Regions from separate parts of the Mus musculus genome. Here all the other regions are linked to region 1. The links are chromatin loops, found by intact Hi-C in ENCODE. Cell type or tissue: left cerebral cortex. All regions are shown on one strand. Region 1 overlaps Adcy2 (adenylate cyclase 2). Region 2 overlaps Adcy2 (adenylate cyclase 2). Region 3 has its middle 49 kb from the start of Tent4a. Region 4 overlaps Adcy2 (adenylate cyclase 2). Region 5 overlaps Adcy2 (adenylate cyclase 2). Region 6 overlaps Adcy2 (adenylate cyclase 2).

The links. Hi-C counts contacts between places; a loop is a spot of excess contacts. Peaks named below come from ENCODE experiments on the same cell type or tissue, not always from the same donor. Only the 100,000 strongest peaks of a DNase experiment are listed, where the experiment ranks them.
Region 2: it touches region 1 in a loop (2.9-fold over the local background); 3 of 42 quality-filtered maps call a loop at or near these places.
Region 3: it touches region 1 in a loop (5-fold over the local background); 2 of 42 quality-filtered maps call a loop at or near these places.
Region 4: a loop joins it to region 1, with 2.6 times the contacts of the local background. A loop is called at or near these places in 2 of 42 quality-filtered maps.
Region 5: a loop joins it to region 1, with 5 times the contacts of the local background. A loop is called at or near these places in 3 of 42 quality-filtered maps.
Region 6: a loop joins it to region 1, with 2.3 times the contacts of the local background. A loop is called at or near these places in 3 of 42 quality-filtered maps.

What each region holds. Positions count from the first base shown.
Region 1 is chr13:68,813,502-68,817,501 of GRCm38, forward strand. The region is part of intron 3 of Adcy2 (adenylate cyclase 2); the gene reads right to left. Among named protein-coding and RNA genes, the nearest start is that of Adcy2, 180 kb to the right of the region's middle. In left cerebral cortex, no CTCF peak of the experiment used is centred here; DNase peaks (open chromatin) are centred at 2,443, 2,754 and 3,241; H3K27ac peaks cover 2,616 bases.
Region 2 is chr13:68,888,660-68,892,659 of GRCm38, forward strand. All of the region lies in intron 2 of Adcy2 (adenylate cyclase 2), which reads right to left. Among named protein-coding and RNA genes, the nearest start is that of Adcy2, 110 kb to the right of the region's middle. In left cerebral cortex, no CTCF peak of the experiment used is centred here; DNase peaks (open chromatin) are centred at 1,505 and 2,236; H3K27ac peaks cover 2,447 bases.
Region 3 is chr13:69,483,183-69,487,182 of GRCm38, forward strand. No RefSeq gene overlaps it. Among named protein-coding and RNA genes, the nearest start is that of Tent4a, 49 kb to the right of the region's middle. In left cerebral cortex, a CTCF peak has its summit at 2,356 (motif pointing left); a DNase peak (open chromatin) is centred at 2,357; H3K27ac peaks cover 167 bases.
Region 4 is chr13:68,864,936-68,868,935 of GRCm38, forward strand. The region is part of intron 3 of Adcy2 (adenylate cyclase 2); the gene reads right to left. Among named protein-coding and RNA genes, the nearest start is that of Adcy2, 130 kb to the right of the region's middle. In left cerebral cortex, a CTCF peak has its summit at 1,876; DNase peaks (open chromatin) are centred at 2,500 and 3,233; H3K27ac peaks cover 1,774 bases.
Region 5 is chr13:68,747,303-68,751,302 of GRCm38, forward strand. The region is part of intron 4 of Adcy2 (adenylate cyclase 2); the gene reads right to left. Among named protein-coding and RNA genes, the nearest start is that of Gm34903, 150 kb to the left of the region's middle. In left cerebral cortex, no CTCF peak of the experiment used is centred here; DNase peaks (open chromatin) are centred at 2,335 and 2,692; H3K27ac peaks cover 1,228 bases.
Region 6 is chr13:68,755,682-68,759,681 of GRCm38, forward strand. The region is part of intron 4 of Adcy2 (adenylate cyclase 2); the gene reads right to left. Among named protein-coding and RNA genes, the nearest start is that of Gm34903, 150 kb to the left of the region's middle. In left cerebral cortex, no CTCF peak of the experiment used is centred here; DNase peaks (open chromatin) are centred at 1,717, 3,225 and 3,956.

The sequences.
Region 1 (4,000 bases):
AAGATGCAGAAACATGGCTATTTTCTTGGAGGTGGTGTTGGGGGTTATATCTATGGCCTCAAGAGTGCCAGGCCAGCATTTTGCCAGTGAGCAACTTCCCAGACTGAAATGCAACATTAGCACAGGGCTCAGAACTCCAGCTGTGTTAACAGCACACTCACGGGTGAACTCCACATAAGTGGCTTCTTGCTCCAAAAAGAGAAGGTAAGAGGTGGCACTGTACAACTCTCTGCTCTCCTTGAAATCTTCAATTCTTGTGACAAATCACTACGTTAATGTTCACCTTCGCCTACCTCTTTAAAGAGCCAGTCGGCAATGTGTGTCTTGTAGCTTGAATTATTCCAAGAATCCTACTTCAAACCTCCTGAGGTTTGAAGCTGATGTCCAGCAGAGGAACACAGGGTCCTAGGTAGATGAAGGCTCTGTGTCAATAGGCTTCCCTACCAGGCCTGTCTTCTGCCTGATGACATTATTTCTTAAATGAAGGATAACTTGCTCATGAGTCCATTGGTGTATATTTAAGTATGCCCATTGGAACAGATGCCTCATTCTTATCTGATAAAACAAATCATGCTCAAGTCAGTATGTGACTCTATGGTTTCTGGTTATAGGGACCCTATTGAGAATGTCACAGTTAAACATTCAGGGCAGCAGTATCTGCAAAGCTATATACTTCTGCAGTGTTTTGGGGAAGGCTGTCAAGAGAAAATGCTGTGCAAATGCATCTTCTGCCTCAGGGAAGTGATTGGAAAGACAAAGTGAAGCTTCCCTGGATCATTTCCTGACAAGTGTCGGGGCACTAGGATTCGAATTTGGGTGTGCCACACAGGCACCTTGCACACAGAAAAGACAGGTGCATGCCTGGAATCCACTCCAGGAGGTTCAGTTAATTGATCTTTAACATAATTATCTCCATGGGACTATGCTGTGCAGGACCAATGGAGAAACGTAACGTCAGGTACAAAGCAGAGGAGTCAGCTTTAGCACTTTCAGAGCCGAGCAACAGTCCGTGTGGAGAGAAGAGCTGAGAAGTTTTCATCATGGATGGAATAATGGAGAATGCTAATGAGGACACACAGTGCTTCATTATCCAAACATGAAATGTGAGGCCTGGATGAATGCTTTAAGCAGAAGAAACGATATCCTTCCACTCACTTGGGGGAATGGGGTGTTCTGTATTGACTGTTGAGAGAAGAGAGCACCTGTGAAAAGGATTAGGCACCTCCAGGAAGGAGGGGAAAGGCAGAATGGGTTTGATAAGAGTGAGCCAAGGCCAGCTCTCTCATGTCACTATGCTGTGTAGGGGGCATTTCAGAGGACCATGGCAATGGGTAGACTCGGTGTCTAGGGAAGGAAGTCAGTAAACAGAGTATAACGCTAAGGCCTAGATTCCTGGGAGGACTTGTTTCCTTATGACCTACGAAAGGATGCTTTGAAATGTGCCCTCTCAGATGATGAGCTATATACTTCTGTGTACAGATAAATTGTGCCTCTAGGCACAGAGCCAATATACAATAGTTTTCTAAGGAAACAGAGACTATCACATTAAAACTGGATACTATGCCAGCCATCTGAAATTATCTATCACTCCTGTGTTCTTCTGTTGCAGCATCCCAGTGTTCTGAACTGGCTAGTCTGGGTGAGCAACTGTAATAAATTTAAAATCAGTAAGAAGGACCGTACTCCAGAGCCTGCAAGAATGTACCCAGAAAGAACCCAGCTTACAACCAGTGCTCCATGTATACGATCATGAGCCAAGTCCACATTTAAATATCAAATTGTCTTTCATAAATAATTTGTTTTCATAAACCAATTTTTGTACTAATAACAGAGATGAAATATTGTTTGTATAATTTTTCGTGTTTCTGCTCCATTTCCACTACCACATTCCATTGGTTGGAGACCCAAAGGAACATACTGAGAACATCGAGTGAGTCTCCCCTCCAAGGGAGGCACAGGCCAGTGTCTGTATCCCACCCAGGCCCTCAGCAAGAGGTTTCCTTCATGCTGCATCAAATCTGGCATCAAAACATCTGCTAGCATCCCCTCCAAAATAACGTGTCTCCCCATCTAATTAACAGCTCTCTCTCTAAGGTTGACCGCAGTCTTAGGATGACAGCAGTGGGGTTCTGTGCCCACAGCATTGCATTCCAGAAAGCTCACCCCTGTATTTAAATGGGGAGAAACTCCAGTTCCATGGCTTATCTACTTTAGAGTTAATGACTGCCTACTAAGCTAATAGCTATTTTCATTGCAGCAGATGAGACCCCGTGCACTAAGATCTAGAAACAGCTGGTCTGGTCTGTTAGTCAAGACTTTCCTACCCCTGTGTCTGTGGGTGCTTGCACTACCCCCAACACATACACACAAAGACAAGGCAGGGTAAAACACCATATGTCTGTCTCCTCAGGCTCTCCTGTGATTGGATGTGGCAAGAAGCCAGATGAGTGGTATGTGGGAGGAAGGGTTCTCTTGAAACTTAATTTACCGAGAAAGAACAGCAGGTGCAGTTCTTGGGATGCATCTAACTTCCTGCTCCCTCTGCTTGGTATTTTACCAGATGAAGTGGTTGGATCTGCAGTAGTCTCTCACAACTGTGTGGAAAGCGAGTAGACCCCTGGAGGAACCAACCCCAACATCACTAACACATTGGACCATGGGCAGGATCCATTCTTCTGAATGTTTTTATGCAAAGCAACTGATTCCCATTTGTTCAAGCTTCTGTATTTTGGCTTTCTCTTTCTCCCAGCCAAATTTAAGGCTGACTCATATTTGGGAAGCCCAGGTGACTCAGCAAACAGCCTTGCCTGTGTCATAGCGGGAGCTCCATGCAGCTTTTCTGAGAGTGTTTGTAAATTAAATGAACAAGTTGAGACCACATATAAAAGCAATGTATATGGTGTACCTTAAATAGTCTGGCAAACCAATAAGAAAAGAAATTCAGAACAATAAAAAAAGTCACCCTTCATCTAGAGGCAGAAATACCAAGATAGATTTATATGGTAGATGTCTACCATTGTATCATAAGACCAACTAAAAGGGACCTTATGAAGGTAGTTATAGAGAGAAGCACAAAAGGGACACTGTGAATTGGCTCAGTGCCCGAAGGGCTGAAGGATGAGAAATAAAGGCGATGAAATGAAGAAGACATTCAAGAAATGACCACTTGGTACACTCTAAAAATATATCCAAAGGTGGCCGTGGATACACCACGTTCACTACTTGGCTACTATGTGGGAGGTGCTGGCTTCAACTCCATCAGAGTCCAAACCAGACCAAATGAAACCAAAGAGCTAGACAATCAAAAAAAAATACACCCCTCCTTCAAGGAGCATTTTATATAATTATGGGTTGCAAGCTCCGATGGGGGATCTGGATTGAGTTCAGTGTGGGTGTACCCGCCTGGTACCTGATGTGCATCTTCTCTATTTACCAGTATTTATTTTAACTTTATGAGACTGTTCTATAATCACACTGTTTCTCTCTTCCCTTTTCTCTCTTCAAACCCTCCAATACACCCCTCCTTGTTCTCTTTCCAATTCATGACCTATTTTTTCCCATGAATTATTGTTACATACATATATGTATATGCATATATGCCCCTAAATACATAAATACAACCTGCCCCGTCTGTATAATGCTATATGTATATATGTTTTCAGGACTGGACCATTTGGTACTGGATAACCAATCCTTGTGCTCTTCTCTGGGGAAGACTATTTGTCCTGTGCTCAGAATATCTTAAGATAGTGAAGACCAAAGGGTTGTGGACTTTGATGTAAGATTGTGTCTACTAGGAATGTTGGAAGCACCCTATCATTGCCTGTTGCTACTCAGTGGTGACTCTTCCACCCACTGGAAGCCCATGACAGTGACTATGGCACAAAAGGTGTGATAAAACTTAAGAGTTTAATATTATATTATCACGGATGAGAGTCTCCTCAAGCCACATGAGGAGAGATGACAGAGAGGAAAACCCAAGTTGAGATGAGGTCTAGAC
Region 2 (4,000 bases), 75 kb after region 1:
CTTGTGTGAAAGAGCAAAGCCGGTCTCGCATCCCTGAGGCTTGGAGTCATTGCTTCTGAGTTACCAAAGGTGCTTGGGTGCAGATGGTCCCGCTGTAGTGGAACAGGTTAGTGCTCCCTGGCAAAGAGATTAAACATAGAATGACCCTCTGATCCTATGGTTCCACTCCTTAGAATGATATTTTAAATATATGCATGTACATTTTAATCATAGGATTTGCATATCAGTTAAAAGATGAGAACACAGATACCCAGCAGTGGGTGGATATCACCTGTCATATCTGCACACCAGAATGTGATTCACGAATAACGTGGATTAAAGCTTTGGTATATGATACAATGTGGAAGAGCCTCAAAGGCTCCACATTGTAAGATTCGCTTTATATAGACCATGTGTAGTTAGTAAATCCAGAGACAGGAAGCAGATGCTGATGACCTGGTTGGCAAGGTCTGTGAGCAGGCCTGTGGGGCAGTAGAAGCACAGAGATCGCACAGCAATTGTAGACTTCCCTTGGGTGATGGGAAGGCATTTGAGTTGGACAGAGATGTCCATTGCCCAATACTGAGAATGTACTGAATGTCTCTGTATTCTTCACTGTAAAATGGCTAACTTATATTTTATGAATTTCACTTTTATAAAAATCAATATGAAACCACTCAGAGAAATTTTGAGAATGGAAATGAAAATGCTTACTAGGTAATAAAATGAGAGCATTTTTTTTCATTGCAAATGAGCCAGAGACAGAGGAGCAAGAGAGAGAATATAAGCATGTGGTAACTATAGCAAGAGAGCCTGAGGTCATAGGCCTCAGGGGAGAGAAAGGCATGTGACTACAGTCATATACACCATGAGAAGAGGACACAGAGACCTGGTCAGCTGTGTGGGCATGGCCAGATCACCACAACTGTTATGGTGTGTGTTTTCTTTGAGTGTCCAAGTGTGAATGACCACCAGGCTCTGGTGACCACAGACTCAGGACAATGCAGCCCAGAGAGTGGTGGGCTTCATCTTCTCTTGCCCATTCTGCACATTTACAACATAAAGGTCTTGTCTACCTCCATGCTATGGTTCCAGGATGGCACTTTGCAAGCTGTCTTTGTATTACCATCACACTTGCAAGACTACACAGAAAACAAGACGTTTACAGCCTAAAAATAACTGAATTCCTAAAACGTGTCCTTTTATTTTCTTCAGGACATTCTAAGAAGGACATCCATTCATTCCTCAAAAAAAAAAGCATGGGTTCCTCTGAGGGGGCAGCATCTCCTACAGAATGAGGAGCGAAGGCTCGATCACAGCTCTGAGCCGTTACAACTGAGGGGATGAGTCTGCCATGCATGCCAGCTGTCTTCATGGCTGAGAGAAGGGCCACCCTTCCTACCCAGCCCCACTCTGAAGAGACAATGAAATGGGCTCTAAACATCTTCTCTATTTGCTGCAAGTTCTGTCATCGTGGAATGACAGCCAAGGAGAAAGCCATCGTGGGTGGGCAAAGTGACCAGAAGTCCTCGGGAAGCCTGAGTTTGGTGTGGGCCATCTGCTTCAAGCCCCCGCTTCCTCCCCTTCAAGCTATATTTATATGGGCTGTCAGGATAAAAAATGTGGGTGAGCAGATTAACATAGCCATACTTTTTCTAGCAAACATGTTTTTTTCTTTTGCCTCTTCAAAATAAAAGACTATGGAGATGTTGCTCTCGGCAGAGCACTAGCAGTCAGCATGACACACATTCCGTTTTTCCTGTTCTGTGTGTGGATGAGACCCAGCACTGCTTTCAGGGGCACTTTATGCAGTGAGCAATGATCTGTCCAGACAGAACAGGATTGCCTCCCTCAGGAAGCCTCCCTGAGGCCAGTATATGAAGAAAATGTTCAGGGAACCAATCACATTGTTTCAAGTCAGTTACTAACCTTTGCAAGCATTTACTGAGGGCTAACCTAGCACGATTACGTTTCCAAAGTTGAGGTAAGCAATTGCAACAAATCAAGCCCAGGGTTCCAGCATTGGTGCTTCAAGAGCTCAGGCAAAGACCCCTGTGTCACCCACCAGTGTGACTTGGCCAATGGAAGTCAAGTTTAAGGCTTCTCGGAGGAATGGCCTTTACACCTTATTAATCTCAATAGGTTTTCAGATCATTAGGTCTAGTTTCTAACTCCAAAGAGCACTGTATGTAAATGGCTCTGGCACATCTAAAAACATGTTGGGCAAAATGCTCCAGAAACTTCTCTTGCAGTCTCTAGGGTTTCCATGTTACCATGGGGACATGAGATTCCTCTTAGCTGTACTTTTCTCTCTGTGTGGGACAAGAGCCTCAAAATCAAAGCAAGATCACTGTTCTCAAGACTGCAGGAAAGGCAGGTGGCAGAGTATCTGAAGTGGCCATGTTCATGCCAGTAAAGGGGCCACAAGTACTCGTTCTCACTGAACCTCTGCAAGACACACACATCTTCCTGACTTTCGATTTCCACTCCTCTCTAGCTCTCAGAGCTTTTCTCTCTGCTCACTGACCTGTTCCTTTTGTACCCACCTCACTTTATCTGGTGATGGCCCAGTTTCCAATCACAAAGGCACATACCACCAAAGCTTATCCTTAGCCATGTTCTCTTCTGGCTTTGAACTTCCTGTGTACATTCCTGGTATCTGTCTGTTGTTCTGCCTGACATCCATGACACTGTCTCAGGGCCTTTCCACCTGGCAAGAATATAGCTTATATAACACACTCTCTCCCTCTTCTGACCTCTGACAGCTCAGTGAATCCTTTCTTGTTTGTATCCACTCAATTCCTGTCTCCATGTTTCAAGACAACCAGTTCAACTTCCTGTCACCATTTTCTTCTCGGTTAGGGGAAGTTTCATAAGTGTCTATGAAGCATAAACACAACTAGTGTGTCCTCTTAGAGTAGAAAAAATAAATGGTGCATGATATATCTTGTCACCTTTTCTCCCTGGCAGTCATAAAATGACAGTGTTGGAACTCCTCTAGTATATATCAGGAAGTGAGGATAGAAGGTCTCAGATGACTGTAGTTATGCAAACACCTGATTCGTATTTGTAGTATTATCTCCCAAGTCAATAAGCAGAGCTCAGCTGGTCTAAATCCATACCAAAGCTACATATCCCTCCTCTGTCCCATTAACGTTATATTTATAAAAGTGGATTACTTTTATATGATCAGTTTGCTTTTTAAAACAAATATTTTGTGGCACAAATCTATAGATGTGAATATATTGATTTCACTAGTTCACGACTAGTTCACTTATGGCATATGCTTTCCCTGAGTGCTGATCATTCCTAGCAAGGCAAGTACCCATGAACTGATTTTAATATGTGTCCTCTGATCGACCTTGCTTCAAAATTCTATTTTCCCTTATCCAGATAATACTGCAAAGCTTGTGCTTCTGAGTGTAGAGATCTATGGCTTTTCTTTCTTAGATGATGGCCTTCTCTGGTCTGCCCTAAGAACTCTGCAAGACATGACACATCTAGTGCTTCTCACCAACTTCACTCATCATGTTTATAGTTCCTATTTATAGATTAATGCCCCCCCTTACACAGTGAAGGATACTGGTACTTTAACAGCACACCTTGATTTACTAAGAGCCAAGACTGCAGTGTTCAGGGCTGCACCCGATGTGGGAACTGCTTCGTAAATTTTGTTGTCTTTACAAAATGTCTATTATATGTGTTAGTGTGACACAAGCTCATCTTCCTCAAAAGCACCTCACAAAATGCATTTCTAAACAGTTCACTGTCCTCTTTGGTATAATTAGCTTCACCATTAACTATAAACATGTTGATTTCTGAATTCACATTTTTTCTATTTAATGAATCAATTACAAAAAAACAAAAAACAAAAAAACAAAACCCTTCAGCTCTCTATTAGACAGACACTGGCCAGATTCTCATAGCAGGCAGCTGCAGTAAATCTGGGAGCAGCCCCTGCTCACAGAGAATGTAGGCTGCAGTACCTACCATGGCACCTTCTCTCTGATCCAATCCCTGT
Region 3 (4,000 bases), 670 kb after region 1:
CTGTCCTCACAGGCTGACCATGGGAAACACAGATATCTTCATGGTGAGAGGCTGCAAAGTGACCTGAATAAAAAAATGTCCCTTGTCATCATTAGAAATAAGTTCAGGGTTGCAGAAGGACCGCCACTCCAATTAAAGGGTTTCAAGAAGAGAAAGGGTTGTAAAGGGAATTATGGGAAGTGGGAAGTGGCGGACCACGTAAGTAGCTTAAGTTCCAAAAATGCAGCAGGACCTTTGTGTAAACAAATGTTTTTAAAGGGTGTAAGGGTTAAAACGTCTGCATAAAGGGTTTAGAAGATGAAGAATGTAACAGATTTTAATTCCTTGACAAGAACAAAAGTTGTGCAGTGTTTGATAGAAAAGACTACCATTTCATGTGTCTCACATCCCTGTTGTGGATGTCAGCAGTCTGCACCGTGACAGGGAGAGATGGAGATGGGCCCTCGATGAATCAGTTTGACCTGCTCCCTACCTAAGCCAGGAAACCTTAACGAACACATGTGCCAGGATCCCTCCACAGGGCACAGTCTTTCCTGGGAAGTGTCCTTCTTTGTCTCTCATTAGAATACCTTCTTGCTGAAAATCAGACCCATTTCTTTGACATCCTGTTGGTTTGACCTGTCAGTGTGTTTACTGTCTAGCTCAAAAGCATTGACTTCAACCCTTTGTGTAACTATAGCGAATTACCCCCAGACTGGAGAATTAATAAACAACACAACACTTGACGATCAAGGCTCAGTAGTGGTGAGCACCTGCAGTGTGGTGTTCATGGCTGCTTCTCTCAGCAGCATCTTCCCATGGATGAGGGCACAGGGCAAAGAGAGGAAGGGCGATGTGGTCTCACAGGATGGCCTAGCAGAAACACTCCCTCCACCCATTCATAAGGACCCTCATCCCCTCCCCAGGGGCTCTGCCATGTGACAAACCCCAAACTCTAGTGTTGTCCATGCAGAGACACATCAAGCCATGTGGAGACACATCAAGCCATCGATTCAAGCAACTAGACCCCGACTTTGGTTAATCAATTAGACTGGGACCACCTGCTGTTTTAAAAAGTGGGGCCACCCTGGGCAAGGCAGAAACAGGTGGGCAGCTCTACCCAAGGAGACGAAGGGAAGTCTTGAGGAAAGCATTTATACCTTTTCCTCCCTGAATGAAATGCCTGTCTAGAGGACCCTTTCCTGGCCAGCTTATCACTGTCTGGGGAGGTATTCTCCTGACCAGCTAGTACATCATTGTCTTGGAGGACCCTCCTGTTCCCAGCTGGAACCACTAGGAGAACCTTTCCCTGGCCAGCTCATCACTGTCTGGGGAGATCCTATCCTGGCTCACCACTGTCTGGCCCCTATTCTGTAACCATGTTTGGTGACATTGATTTCTACCTGAGATAACACAGCAGAAGTAACCTGTTGACTGTCTTCCTCGGTCGACACTCCTGTGCATTTGCCGTGCTGTGTGACCCACAAATTCTCAGCTATTTGCTATCTAGCCTTCTATATAATACATTAGCAAAACCTTGCGATGAGGGCTGAGAGATGGCTCAGTGGTTAAGAGCACTGACTACTTTTCCAGAGGTCCTGAGTTCAATTCCCAGCAACCACATGGTGGCTTACAACCATGTGTAATGGGATCCGATGCATTCTTCTTGTGTGGCTGAAGACAGCAACAGTGTACTCACATACATAAAAAAAAAAAAAAAAAAAAAAAAAAAAAAAAAAAAAACTCGTGTTGAAAATCACTGGGGGAAGGGTTAATCTAGAAATAGTCTAGCACTTTTGTTTTGTAGAGGAGAAAGGTGAGCTGAGAGAGCCATCCTCCGTCATCCCACAGGTGGTGGAGCACTCGTCTACCGGCTATCCTGTACTCAGTAGATATGGGCATGGTCTCTGGTTCATCAGGCTAGCATTTATATAAGTGACCAACAGAAATATTTATGATTTTTTACAGGCAAGTCACTAGGTTCCCTGATCTGATCATTACACATTGAGTGTATGACCTTGAAATGTCATGCTGTACCCTACAGATACTTGAGACTACCACGTAGTCATTAACACTGAAAATATGTCTTTTAAAAGTATAGAAGAAAAAAACAAACAAACAAACAAAGAATCTGGGCAAACAATGCAAAGAAATTCAATAAACAAAGATATCTAGGTACTAAACAATACACTTAAAATGAAATTCTCTGTTCCAGCCACCTCTATGGCCAACAATGTGCATGATAATGTCCTCAGGTGTTGCCTCCGGGTGTGTGTGAGCCCCTGCCCATAAAGGACTGTTGGGCAGGTGGACGACCGCCACCAGCAAATATCCTTTTTGACTCCAACTCGCAGCACTACTGACCTCTAGTGGGTAGAGTCCAAAAGTGGTCTACAGTGCACAGTTCACCTCCACACAGAAAAGTTAGCTAGCTAGCTCAAACTGCCAAGTGTGAAAGCAGGTTCGGATGAAAGCCCCACGTGTGCACAAGATGCCAGTTTGAATGTTGTCTTAGTTACTGTTCTATTGCTATGAAGAGGCAACTTAGAGAAGAAAGCATTTAAATGGGGTTACTCCATTATCGCCGTGGCAGGGAGGCTGACATGGTACTGGAGAAGTAACCGACAGCTCACATCTGATCTACAAGTTCCAAGCTGAGAAAGATACTGAGCCTGGTACACCCAGTGACACGCCTCCCCGGCACCCCAACAAGGCCAAAAGCTCTCATCCACTAACTGGGGACCAAGCATTCAAATATATGAGCTTACGGAGGCCACTCTCATTCAAACCACCACAATGTGAATTGTCTCATAGGCTCACATGTCTGAGCGCTCTGACCTTGGCAGCTGGGACGATTTGAGAAGGTTGTGGAACCTTCAGGGGATAGAACCTTGCTGGAGGGAATGAGTCACTGTGGGGGAGCCTTGACTCTTTACAGCTTGGTCCTACTTCCTGCTTCCTTTTAGCTTTGCAGATTTCAGCTCCTGCCACCGTATCTGTCCCACCATGATGGGCTGTATGCACACACACACACACACACACACACACACCACGAGGGGGACAAAGGGGAAAAGAAATATTCAGAAATTGCCCCCATTGCTCTGTAGGCTGGAGTGTCCAGCAATTTTGTTATGGTAGAGTCCAGGTCAGGTGACAAGGGACTACTGTCAGGCCTCTTCTATCAGGATATCAGCCCCACTTGTGAAGCTTTGCCACCCCAAAGGCCTTCTCTCCTAATGCTTCTGGGAGCAGTACTGGGGTTTAGTGTAAACGTTGTGGGGAGGCATAAACATTCAATCTATCCAGGTTAAAGCATTGCCCTGCTGAGTACATGCAGCCTAGAGTGTCTGCGAATGCAGATGATGAGGTCATATCAAAAAGGCTGGACACTTCCATAGCATGCTGCTTTCCACTTAGAAATTGCAGGAGAAATACTGACACTGAGCAAAAGATGTCTCTGAAGAGCTGGCAGGCAGCAACAAGGAAATCCGAAAAACTCCCCCCCCCCATATCCGATTAGCCCTTTCCTTTGTTCTCACATCTAAGTAGTTGTCAAGAGGGTCAGAGCAGACATGCTCATCAGCCCCTCTGAACTCTGCCACAATGAAGCCTCAAAGGCAGGGGGTGGGGGTGAGCAAGGCTAAACAGAGGAGCCAGAAACCCCAAGGAGCTTGGGCTCCTTTCTCCAGAAGGATGGGAAGTCACTGCCTTTGATGAAGATAAGTCCTTCACATTTCCCAGTGGAAGATGTCCTTTGTGGGATTTTTCCAGGTGGTCATGGACAGAGGATTGGTCCCCAAGTTGGAAATCAAACTTAACTCATGTGAATGGAGCAGCCATTAAAGAAACTGCCTATTCCCCAGAACAGGCAAACTCAGGCTCCTTGGGAATTGAGCCTCTTGGTGAGCCTATGTGTGTCATCCAGCAGTGTGGACCCTGAAGAACACCTCTGGGTGTGGGAGCAGGGATGGGGTAGGTCGGCTATGGTGGAAGAGCACGGAGCCTGCCTGATACCTGCTGC
Region 4 (4,000 bases), 51 kb after region 1:
TAAGAAAAGTAAAATAAAGAAAATGGAACAAAAATAAAAATGTAAATCTAGTCCTTTGAGTGGATCAATAAAATGATACATTTCTGTTAAAACAAAGCAATCTAAGAATATGTGGATGTTTCACATAATAGTTTTGCTTCATGCTGTAGTTCTGCATACAGATGAAGTTCTGACTGTATTTTAGTTTTCTAACAGAATAAGTTTTGTTTGCAGTAATGGAAACACTAAAGCTGCCTGTGCCGTGAGGTCACATGAGGTCACATGAGGTCACATTGTCACATGAGGTCTCATAGGATCTCATGAGGTCACAAAGCCTGGGATTTTGGCAAGTGCCACTAGACTTTCTTTCCTTTCTTTCTCTCTTTCTTTCTTTCCCTCCCTCCCTCCCTCCCTCCCTTCCTTCCTTCCTTCCTTCCTTCTCTCTCTCTCTCTTTCTTTCTTTTCTCTCTTTCTTTTTCCTTCCTTCCTTCCCCTCCCTCTCTCTCTCTCTCTCTCTCTTTCTTTCTTTCTTTCTTTCTTTCTTTCTTTCTTTCTTTCTTTCTTTCTTTCTTTCTTTCTTTCTTTCTTTCTTTCCTTCCTTCCTTCCTTCCTTCCTTCCTTCCTTCCTTTATCTACATTTCAAATGTTATCCTCTTTCCCAGTTTCCCTCCCTTCCTCCCAGAAACACCCTATCATATTCTCCCTCCCCCTGCTTCTATGAGGGTGTTTGTCCACTCACTCACCCACTCCCACCTCCCCCTTCTTGATTCCCCTACACTGGATCATCTATCGAGTCTTCATAGGACCAAGGACCTTTCCTTTCATTGATGCATGACAAGGTCTATGCTACATATGCAGCTGGAGCCATGTGTACTCCTTTGTTGATGCCTTAGTCCCTGGGAGTTCTGGGGAGGGGGGGGCAGTCTGGTTGGTTGATATTGTTGTTCTTCCTATGGGTTTGCAAACCCCTGAAACTCCTTCAGTTCTTTCTTTAATTCCTCTATTAGGGACCCCATGCTCAGTCCAGTTGTTGGCTGCTAACATCTGTCTCTGTATTTGAAAGGCTCTGGCAGGGCCTCTCAGGAAACAGCCATATCAGGCTCCTTTCAGCATGCATTTCTTGGCATCCACAATAGTGTCTGGGTTTGGTAATTGTATATGGGATGAATCCACAGGTGGGACAGTCTCTGGGTGGTCTTTCCTTTAGTTTCTGCTCTACACTTTATCTCTGTATTTGCTCCTGTATTTTGTTCTCCTAAGAAGGACGAAAGCACCCATACTTTGGTCTTTGTTTGTACTGAGCTTCATGTGGTCTGTGAATTGTATTTCATGATAGGTGGAAGAAATGGACCCTGAGAACCTGGGCTACAGATGTCTGCTTGCTATGCACCAGTTAAATAGTTTGTCTTGTCAAACAACACAAAAACAAAAGAATGAAAAAGCTGATGGACTTTTGTCTCAGTCTAGAGCGCTTGTGTTGGTCTTTCCCAGTTGGGGTTTCCCAGAAAATTCTTCATATTGAATGCTGGCACTGCACTGTCCTTAACCTCACAGTACTGGACCTCCATTGGCTTTCAGTGGGTCAAGGTATCTGTTTTCACCAGTGTGATTCCCTTTGTTTGCTTAATTGTGAAAGGACAGAGCCGAGGCAGAACTCAGGCTTATTGTCTTCATGCTTGCACTTTATGGATGGAGTACCCATAAAACTATAGGAACTCCTGTGATGCTCTGACCATGGTCCTCAGTAAGACCCATTGTTTCTGTAATACATAAACTGCTTCTACATAAACTGCTTCTACATAAACTGGAATCCAGAATATGGGTAATGTGTCAAAAACTTGACCCTTACTCCCAGTTGATGAGTAATGCCAATGCAGACCTCTAGGGTTCTGTTTTTTACTGTACTGAGTTCTGGGACGGTAATACATTCTATTTAGGTACTCAAAGCAGGTAGCCATGGCATTCCACAGTGGTTTTGTTTGTAGGTTCCCAGTCAGACTGCCTACACTCACTCATAACCTGAGCCACCACTTGGAAGGTTCCACTGTGGGGGAAGAAGGAGAAAGGATAAGGAGCCCAGCTGTTTAGATGTGGAATGAACTGGGAAGTATTTGTAAACATCAACCAACTCCACTCCAACCATCAAATATCAGGCCACTAACAGTTATCAGCTCAGCTCCTAAAAATAATTGTATTTTGTGCCACAGACATCCTTGTTCTTCTTGTTTCATGCATGCTAACATCATATGGTCCGACCTGTACCTACAAAAGAATCTCTGAATTCCTTTGCCATAGGATGTTCTGTAGCATATTTTCCTCCTTCTGTGTTTAATCAGTGTGTGTTCTGATGTTTATGCTAGAAATAAAATCTAAGTCAATTCAGTGAACATTCTAACCATGCTAAACTTTGTCCAGCAACTGGGGAGATAGTTCAGTTAGTAATGTGCTTACTGTGCAAATCCAGGGGCTCAAATTCAATCCCCAGAACCAGTGAAAAAAGATGAGAGTGTGGTCGTGCATGCCTGTGATCCACGGGATGCAGAGGGAGAAGTAGACAGATCTCTGAGGCCTGCTGGCTAGCCAGCTCACATTCTGCTCAAACGATGTTTCAGTAAGAGATGCTTTGCACAAAAACCAGGGTGATAGCTTGTGAAGCAGAATAAAGGCTGAGGTTGAACTTCGCCCTCCATATACATGTGCAGAAGCACTTGCAAGCACAACGTATATGTGCACTTGCACACACACACACACACACACACACACACACACACACACACCTTCTTCGGGGGTCTGTCTTCTGCCTCAGTTATTGCCAGCCTCTGTTCAACATTCATATCATTGCAAGTTCCTACAGGAATATCTCATTATCACCCTTGTCACCAAATGCACCTTTAATAAAAATGTGGGACAGGCAGAATGAAGCTAACCCTGCATGGCACATCTAAGATGTTTCACACAGACACATGCCCATCAGTCACCATGAAGGCATATTCTCAGAAGTGCTTACCTGTAAATGCTTTGGCACCTCCAGGTGGCCTCCATGGCCTTCCTGGTCATGTTCCTTGTCCCCAGAAAACTCAAGCAGGAGCTTAACAAGCTGAAATACAGATGCCTCCCATTTCTGACAACCTGACAGCCCTTGAGTCTACCATGAACATGTGTTCCTAGCAGACCTTTAATACATGGGGAGGAATGTGTATTTTCATGAATACATTTTCCTTTTACAAGTCTTGAATTTCACACCATCTGCTGATCTGGGCACTTCTCTTACTGCCAGTCAGCTTAAATTTTATTTTTAGATGCCAGCATTGGGCAGAGCATGAAAACCCTCCAGGCTACATTTTCAGACATTCTAAACAAAAAAATTTCAAGAGCCTTTGAAGACCTAATAAGAGTGGATCATGTCAGAAGCCAAAGCCACTTAAGATCACTCGGTTGTTTCATAAAAGGAGAAACAAAATCTAATGTAAATGGATAATTTAAATGCACAGGCTCTAATAATGGAGGACTCTGTGACAGGGCCATGTACACTGTTCAGGGAGGTTGGCTATGGCTGGGCAACTGTGAGGAACAGAGGAACAGGGCAGCATTCTTACAAGAGACAGGAAGCATGGCAATCAAAGCACAGGGTAGGCACCCCTCAGGAAGCTCTGCTCTTTCCTTAGTCTTCTTGGAATATGGACTAAGGAAGAAGAAAAAAACCAACCAGCAAGCACAGAGGTACTACTGCAGGAAAACCATGAGTCAGTAAGCTTGGGTAAAATACAACAGTCTCCTTTCATGAACAGTGGTCTGTCTTAGCAGAACACAGACCCTAGCCAGGCACCAAGATGTGAGCTGTAGGGAAGGTTGACCACCACATGATTGGGATATTTCCATAAGTTGTACTGGACACTCTTTGGGAAAATGTTAAGTAGACTGCAGTAGCCAAGCCAGGGCACTGACGACATGTGCATGTGCCTACATTTCCCAGACACTCACGACAGACAGGGGTGTGGATGTGTCACTTGAAATGGAAGCA
Region 5 (4,000 bases), 66 kb before region 1:
ATAATTGGTCCTTTAATGAGATATTGTACTTTTGCTTAGGGGCACAACTGTGAAGCTTTAAGTTGACCTCCTTTTCTGAATCATTCGACAGAATGCAACATCTCTCTTCTCTTTTCCCAGAATGCTTTCCTCAGCAGTTTGTGTTCTCCCAACCCTTTGGGCTGTCTTACTCATCTACCATGTGTCTGACCTTCATGGCAGCTTAAATGGCGTGGCTTTTTAATTCTTTCCTCCGCACCGCTGAGGCTTTTACAGCTTGCCTGCCCTGAGGTTTTTCTTTTAAGTGCTAATAAAATTGTCTTTGACTTTTTCTTTTGAATCCACTCTTGAATTATTTTCTTCAGGAGACTAAGAAAACCCTGATGTCTTCTGCATCCTCTGACAACTAAAACGGGAGAAGTTACAACCCAGTAACATTAGCACTGATCAGAGATTCAGGTCCAAAGAAAAACAATCACCTGGTAGACTGTGAGCTGAGCCCAGCTGGGCACCAGCTCTGGATGCTTCCAATGCCTGGAAAGTGCACATGCCCAGTATATTCTAAGACACGGTGTTCTGTATGTGCCTCACCTCCCCTTTTCCTCCTTTCAGACCTTATGGAGTACGTTCTACTGCAGAGAACATTCTTCCCCTGGGTCCTGGATGACTGATCCCTTCATGTTGTTCCTACCCACCTTCCTTAGTTAAGGCTATTTTAAAACAAATTTTCAGACAAGCTTATAATACCTTTACTCCCTCATTCCACATTTTTCCATGCCCAAACTGCTTTGGGACCCCATGTTCCCCCTTGCAGTGGTCATTAAATCCCACTAGAATTATATATTTATATCTGGTACATATTTGTTCAGACTGTGTGATGGTTTGTATATGCTTGGCCCAGAGAGTGGCACTATTAGAAGGCATGGCTCTATTCGAGTAGGTGTGTCACTGTGGGTGTGGGCTTTAAGACCCTCATCCTAGCTGACTGCAAGTGAGTATTCTGTTTGCAGCCTTCAGATGAAGATGTAGAACTGTCAGCTCCTTCTTCACCATGCCTGCCTGGATGCTACCATGCGCTAGCCTTGGTGATAATGGACTGAACCTCTGAACCTGTAAGCCAGCCCCAATTAAATGTTGTCCTTATAAGTGTTGCCTTGGTCATGGTGTCTGTTCACAGTAGTAAAACCCTAACTGAGGTACTGTGTATTTTCAATATTGTGTGTCCAGCATCAAACACAGATCCCAGAGCCTGACATGATAGAGAGACAGTATTTGCTGAATGAATTCAGCAAAGAATGCATGAATGAAGGACCAAAGGCCTTATGACACTTTGAACAGAATTTCCAGTGTATTCATTACATCATCTAATTCTTCAATGACAGATCTTAGGAAAATATCCGGCTTATGTCTGTTACTTCTTAAGAAGGCAGCATGTAAATTATAGCACCTTCTTGACCCTCAGAGTCCTCAAGGGCTGAAAGCTATTGAAGTAAATGCCTGCAGTCAGTTGTGGGCTTTTGCTGTCAAGTGTCAGGAGGAGATGAGAAGATATCCTTACATATGTCAACAAAAATCGGAATATGTCCTGAATTTCATTTCTGTTCATTCTTGAAACCATCTGATTTTCTCTAAAGAAGAAATCATGGAGAACATACTCTGTACATATATGTATGGAAGCTTCATGCATGTATGGGCATATTTACATTCACACATTTAAATTTTTTTTTCTTGTATATTATGTTAGTTGCTAGGGATGCACAGGTTCTTGGGGAACTGTAGACCTGTGGAGATTTGATATTCTTTTCAACACCTCCCTGAAGGGCTTCTTATTTCTGATGTCCGCAGAGCTGAAGAAGTAGTATTATCCCCATTGTTTCTGCAGATCCAAGCCTGAACGCTCAGGTAAACCACTCAGGCCAAGGCTCCTCCTGTGGCAGACTCCAGCTGCTGACGGGATGGAGCAAGCCCAGCCCAGAATGCAATGTAGAGGGATGGAGGAGAAAATGAATAACATATGAACTGAAGCCTGCCAAAGCAAAAAGAAGGCACATTTTCTGCCAGGAAACAAAAATTCAGACCAGCCTTGGAATGGAAGACATGGCTAGTGGGAAAATTCAATTAAAAACCATATTTATTGATTACTTTGAATAAACTACATTAGCATAATAGAGAAACTTGGTGCTTCTTATGCCAAGCAAAAATATCGCTCAGTCAGTGCAAAGATTTTAAAAGGACTGACTAGATGTGTGCTGGGCTGAAATTAGATAAAATGTTGACTCCCATGCAGTGGTTTCTGAGGGAGCAGCATGTGATTTTTTCACACTATGCACCACCCTGCCTGAGCATAAGTCTGTTTTCATTTAGGAATGTGTTTTCATCAGCTATTGCTGCAAAAATAATCACCTAAAAATAGTAGGTTGGAAAACACTGAGACCTTCATCCTCATGATGTGGGAAAGCGGGGCAGGTGTGGGGCAGGTTCTGATTTGGTTGCGGCTGAAGCAGACGACTGGGTTCAGTCAAAGTCCTGGCCATGCCGTAGGCTCTAGTTGGAGGTCTGTGTGGCAGTTGCTTCTGGCAAACTCAGACGCTTTGGTTCTGTTTTCCAAGTCTGGCCATGTGTTCTTCCCTAGGCCATGCAGGCCTCTGCTGCCATCCCAAAGCAGCATTCTCAAAAGTGAGAAGGCGACTGGCGTATCCCCATGCAGCGTGGGCTGTAGAACTGCACACTGTCACTTCCCATTTGTCAAAGCAAGTCAGTCCCAAGCCCTCGCAGACTCGCAGACTTGCAGTGTAAAAGAATCTGGCCACCTCAGCCTCTCTCTCCACATTTTGCATTCTTCTGATATTCATTGACCCAAACGTAGGTGGAGCCAAGGGCGGTGGTTTCTGCAGTAAGTCTGGCAGTTTTAGTTTGTGAGCCATCCCAGGAACTCAGAAACTACAGCTTTAAGTGCTGGCTGAGTTACTTTGGACTCCAACTTGATTCTGTGAGTTCCTTTTGTTTCTAACTCTATGCTCACAGATTCATCTGATCTTTCCTCTGAACCCTGGCTCTGGGCTAAGCTTGCGCTGTGCAGGATAACACAGAGTAGGGCTGGGCCTCCCAGGAACTTTAATGTTACTCTCTACCATTTGCTCCTATGGAAACCTCACACCGGGCATACCATTCTCTTAGAGAGAGAGGGAGAGAAAGAGAGAGAGATAGAGAGAGAGAGAGAGAGAGAGAGAGAGAGAGAGAGAGAGAGAGAGAGAGAGAGAGAGAGAGAGAGAGAATAAGTAAAATTAAGCAGTTGCCCACAGATGCAGTGGCTCTACATTCATTATAAGGTTATTTACCCTATATGAATTAAGGATTTTACAAATCCCTATTGATTTTTATTTTCAGTTCTATGCTTGCCCTCCACACATAGGGGAATGAAAGAGTCCTTACTAGAGGTTTGCTGTGTCATTTAAGAAAGTATTGTTATAATGACTTTAGGATACTGCTTGACATAAAGGATTCTGAATGTGTCAGTTGCAATGGGCACACAGTTGTCTCTCTCGGGCAGCATGACTCCACACATCACTCTTTTCTCCGAGGAGTCAGGCTTTTAATCAGCAGTGCTCACGTGACATTTAACTTCATGCTACCCGCTCCCAGTTGTTGCCCAAAACAGGCAGAAATGATAAATTTCGCTTATATAATCTTTGTGACTCCTAGTGTTTATCAAAGCTATTTAACGGTTAATATTTATGACTCAATTTGTCAGTAGCCATAAGGATATGAACAAGGTAAATGCCCAAATTTATATTGCATTAAAACTATAAAAGTAAATTTCTGCTTTGCCAATATCTAACCAAATGGACCAACACTTTTAAAAGGCAACAAGAAATCCCAACGAATAAACAGATATAATTCGTAGTAACCCAACAAAGTCAGGAGATTCTCACCAGTGTCCATAAACCCGGGGAGGAATAAATGAGAAAGCGTTTGCAGTCTCTGTGCAAGGGATGAGGGGAATCCCTGAACTGTGGGAAAA
Region 6 (4,000 bases), 58 kb before region 1:
TTTCTTTTATCATATATCCATCCACTTGTCTACATCTATCTATCCATTTACCAACCTTGTACTTCTTGAACTGTATTTATAACATCTACTCACAGGTTGCAGGACATGACACATTGAAAGTGTGTAGGTCAGGTTAGCTGGCTGGAGTCTCACAGTTAATGCTTCAGCTGGAGGCCATACTCTTCAGAAATTCATTCTTTCTTAACTATTCAAGTCATTTAGTGATTGAATGAGGCCCGTTGATACTAAGGATAGTAATCTGCTTCACAGAAAATGTACTGATTGGAATATTAATCCAACTTAGAGGGTAAGAAGCATTCTACCTAGCACTTGGCCAAAGTCTGTGTACTCACAACTTACCACAGAGTAACACATGAACCACTGCAACATAATGAAATACATCTGCTGACCTGTTTCAACTTCTGATAGAAAGAGGATGCTTAGAACATCAGTTTTATTCTCCAACATCTTTCAGATCTGTGGAATTCTTTACTTAGCTAAAGACAATCAGAATTTCATGAATTTTATTTGGTGGAAGATAAAAAAAATCACATAAAATTACTGTACCCAGAAGACAAATCTTTATTTGTGCTTTCCACATCAGTATAAAATATACTCATTCCCATCAGAACAATGGCTTCTTGACTTTAAACAAAATAAGGTATTTTAGTATCCTAGGTGATAACAATATGGTCTTATGAGTATATGAAAAGTCAACGAATCCTGTATTACATACTGAGAATCAGGGAGTTAGAGAAGTCTCTTTGGAGTTTGGAAGAAGTTGATCAATTACCAAGACTATAGTTCCCCTGTTTGGGATCACTCTATCTCTTCTGTTTCTTTGCAGAGTCCTAGCCAACACATTTTCTCACATTGTTGGTTGACAACTAAGCACTAAATGGATAACATCAAACCCTTTTCTTATGCATGTAAACCACTCCTGCCATCACACCATATATTGTTTGCTTTGGTGCATTACCTCATGGGGAACATGGAAAAGTCTGGGAGACTGTGTAGACAAGCTCTTCCAGTTGAACCACTTGGGAGATGGCTAATTTGCTGACTAATGCTAAGAATGGCACTTTTATCCATCATTTCCTGCTATTAGTCTTTTTTTTTCCCTCTTCTTCCATACTTCTCTTGAGAAGAAAATACCAGAATTGTATAAGGCACTAAGAACATAACCTGACATAGAAATTTTAGTCAGTGTACAGCAACTGAGTCATGAATGAGACAAGTAATTGACTTTGGTAGCTGATTAGAATAATATCCCTGGACTCAATTGGGCACATGGGAAGAACAACTTTCATCAGTACATTCAGAATGGAATCCCTGGACATCCACAGAGGGAAGATTGACTGAGGTGTGGGGAGCAGACAGAGAACTTTCAGCTAGGAAATGAACTATTGTAGGGATACCATTTGCCCTGGGGTCCCTCTTGCCCTGGGAGTCCAAACTCCACAGCAAGTAAGAGAACAGATACAGCGGCTAGCATCCTGATACAGGTGTCATCACTGTATGATCTTGGATTTTAATGGTAATTTTAGTTTTGTTTATGGGCAACATAAATAAAGTTCCACCCACTAGGCCTGTTTTTGCTCACTTTCTAACAAAACATAAAATGTTCCTGGCATAACTTGTGCTCCAAGTTAACATGAGTTTCTTTCTTCCTTGTCAGACTAAAGGATGGCCTCTAATGTGTAGGCAGTACATGGGCGCACAAGGAGGTGGTTCTCTGTAGAACTTTGGAAGCGTTAGAAGAGTCTTTTCCTGTAAGAATTAAATCTACATTCTAACACAAATCCCCAAAGGATTAGGGAAAGCCACATCCTACTAAGTGTTTTTTAAAGGCCCAGTTAAAAGTGAGAGAAATGGGTCTGGACTCCAAATGAAGCACAAACAAAAGAATCAGGAAAGAAGGGGAGAGTGCCACTCCAGTGATATTTCTGGGAAAGATACATGAGCTAAGGTCTAGGATGTGACCCAGGGGCTTCCATCAAGGAGAGAGTAATCATGGTAATCATGACTTCAACTCTGCTGACTCTTCCTAGGGCATGCATATGACGGTCACCAGCACCTAAAAATGGCAGCAAAACCTCATCAGCCAGTGGATCTTCTTTAAGTGACAGAGACTTCTCAGCATCCAATTATGAATTGTTTGCTCTCTGCTTTTCAGGACCCTCCCTTTGAACCCCGAGCATGTGGAATTGTTTTCGTGAATGGGGTATATAATCAGAGAGCTAGAAAAACCAAGCCAATGACCTTATGAAGTGAGAGAGCAAACTCAGCTGGGTGGAAGGGTTTGCCACCATGAGAAGTGTGATGATGCTCAGAAGAAAAACCAGCACATCTCTGGGCCACCAGTGACCTCCTGGTATGTTTCAGTGCAACACAAGGATGGACACAAAGGAGATCAAATAGGTAGCTCACCCTGAGCTCCTTGGTAGACTGTGTCTTGCTTTAGTTTGGAAGAAAAAGTCTTTCTGTCCATCTTGTTTTGCAAGTGAACAAAGAAATAGCTTTGTGCAATTTAAGAAAAAATTTTAAACTGAGTTTTCAATTCAGCTGTGAGGAAAAACACCTCGAATGCTTTTATAGACTGAACAAACTATGGTTGTGTCTTTCGGGCAATCTTGGCCCATCTTTTGTCATTGAATGTTTTTATTAGAAAGCTTTATGAAGACATTCTCTTAAAATGCTAGCATTCACTTTGAAAACCAACTTTCAGTTTTACTTTGACTCACTCTGGAAAGTTCTAGTTTGATCTCACTGGAGTGGTCAGGCTGTTTTAGGTACAAGAGGTGCACATGAGTTACCTCTCAGGAGTCACATTGAAAATCCACCTTCCTGACCAACTTGTGGACTTGCTTCGGATGCCTCTCCTACCCTACAGTTCTCAGGTTAGAGTGAACAATGCCCAAATGGTGTAGAGTTCCCATCTCCTTTCTGTGTAGAGTTATGGGTATGTAAGATTCTGTGTAGGGGTTTCTTGTCTCCAAGTGGTTTTGCTTGTTTGTTTTTGATTGTGCTGTTTTTGTTTTGTTTTATTTCAACCTAAGGATGCCCTCTTTTCAGAATCCTGACTTGTAACATTCTTGACCTGATCAGGTGTCATCTTTCCACGAATCCTGTGCTGTGCCTTATCCATGTTCATTGTTCATGAAGATCAGCAAGAGTCAGCTCATAAAAGCAGCAGGCTGTACACGCCCCTGTGTCTTGAGGCTTAAGAAGAAACACCCACGTTTCTCTAACATAGGATTTCTGTAAACTTCTAAGAGAAGAAGGCATGGATGATGTTAGAGATTCTTACTAAAAGTCCTTGGGCATTGGGCTGGAAGCACAGTAGACTGAGTTACCACAATAGGCAGGATGCAAATGCCATTAAGGACATGGACTGATTGTTATACTGGGTCTTGGAGGGACAGTGCCTGCAGCTCTGAGGTCTAGAAGCTCTTCTTTTTTATTGATGATAACAATCAATCTAAAAAGAGGCTCTCAGCCTGGCCAGGCATGGGAGTATTTTGAGGGATAGTAACTAGGAAAGGCTGGAGGAATAGAAGAAGAGGGGAGGAAGTGACGTAATTTTATTTCAACTGAAAGCATTAAAATTATAAAAATGATATGTGCATAACTCTTTCAGCTTGTATATTTACTGGACATGTCTCCTGACCATTAAGAATTCTGCTAGTGACATAAAAGCTAAGAGATCGTTTCCATAGACTCATTTCTCATTATCAGATTTCTCAGGAATCTAGTGGCTAGGCAGGACGAGAATATCCTGAAGATAGTATGGTTGCCTGTTTCTAATCTCATAGAGTGGCTGCCCATTATTCAGCTGCAGACTATTGCAGTGGGGTAGGGAGATGCCGATTTGGGCAAGTTGTGGTGGTCCAACCAACGTCTTGCCTTTCACTAAAATTTTGGCCCTGCTCCCAGGAATGTCTTTTCTGTGCTCTGTTTGTCTTCTGTGAAACCCTCACATGACAACTTTCTCCTCCCA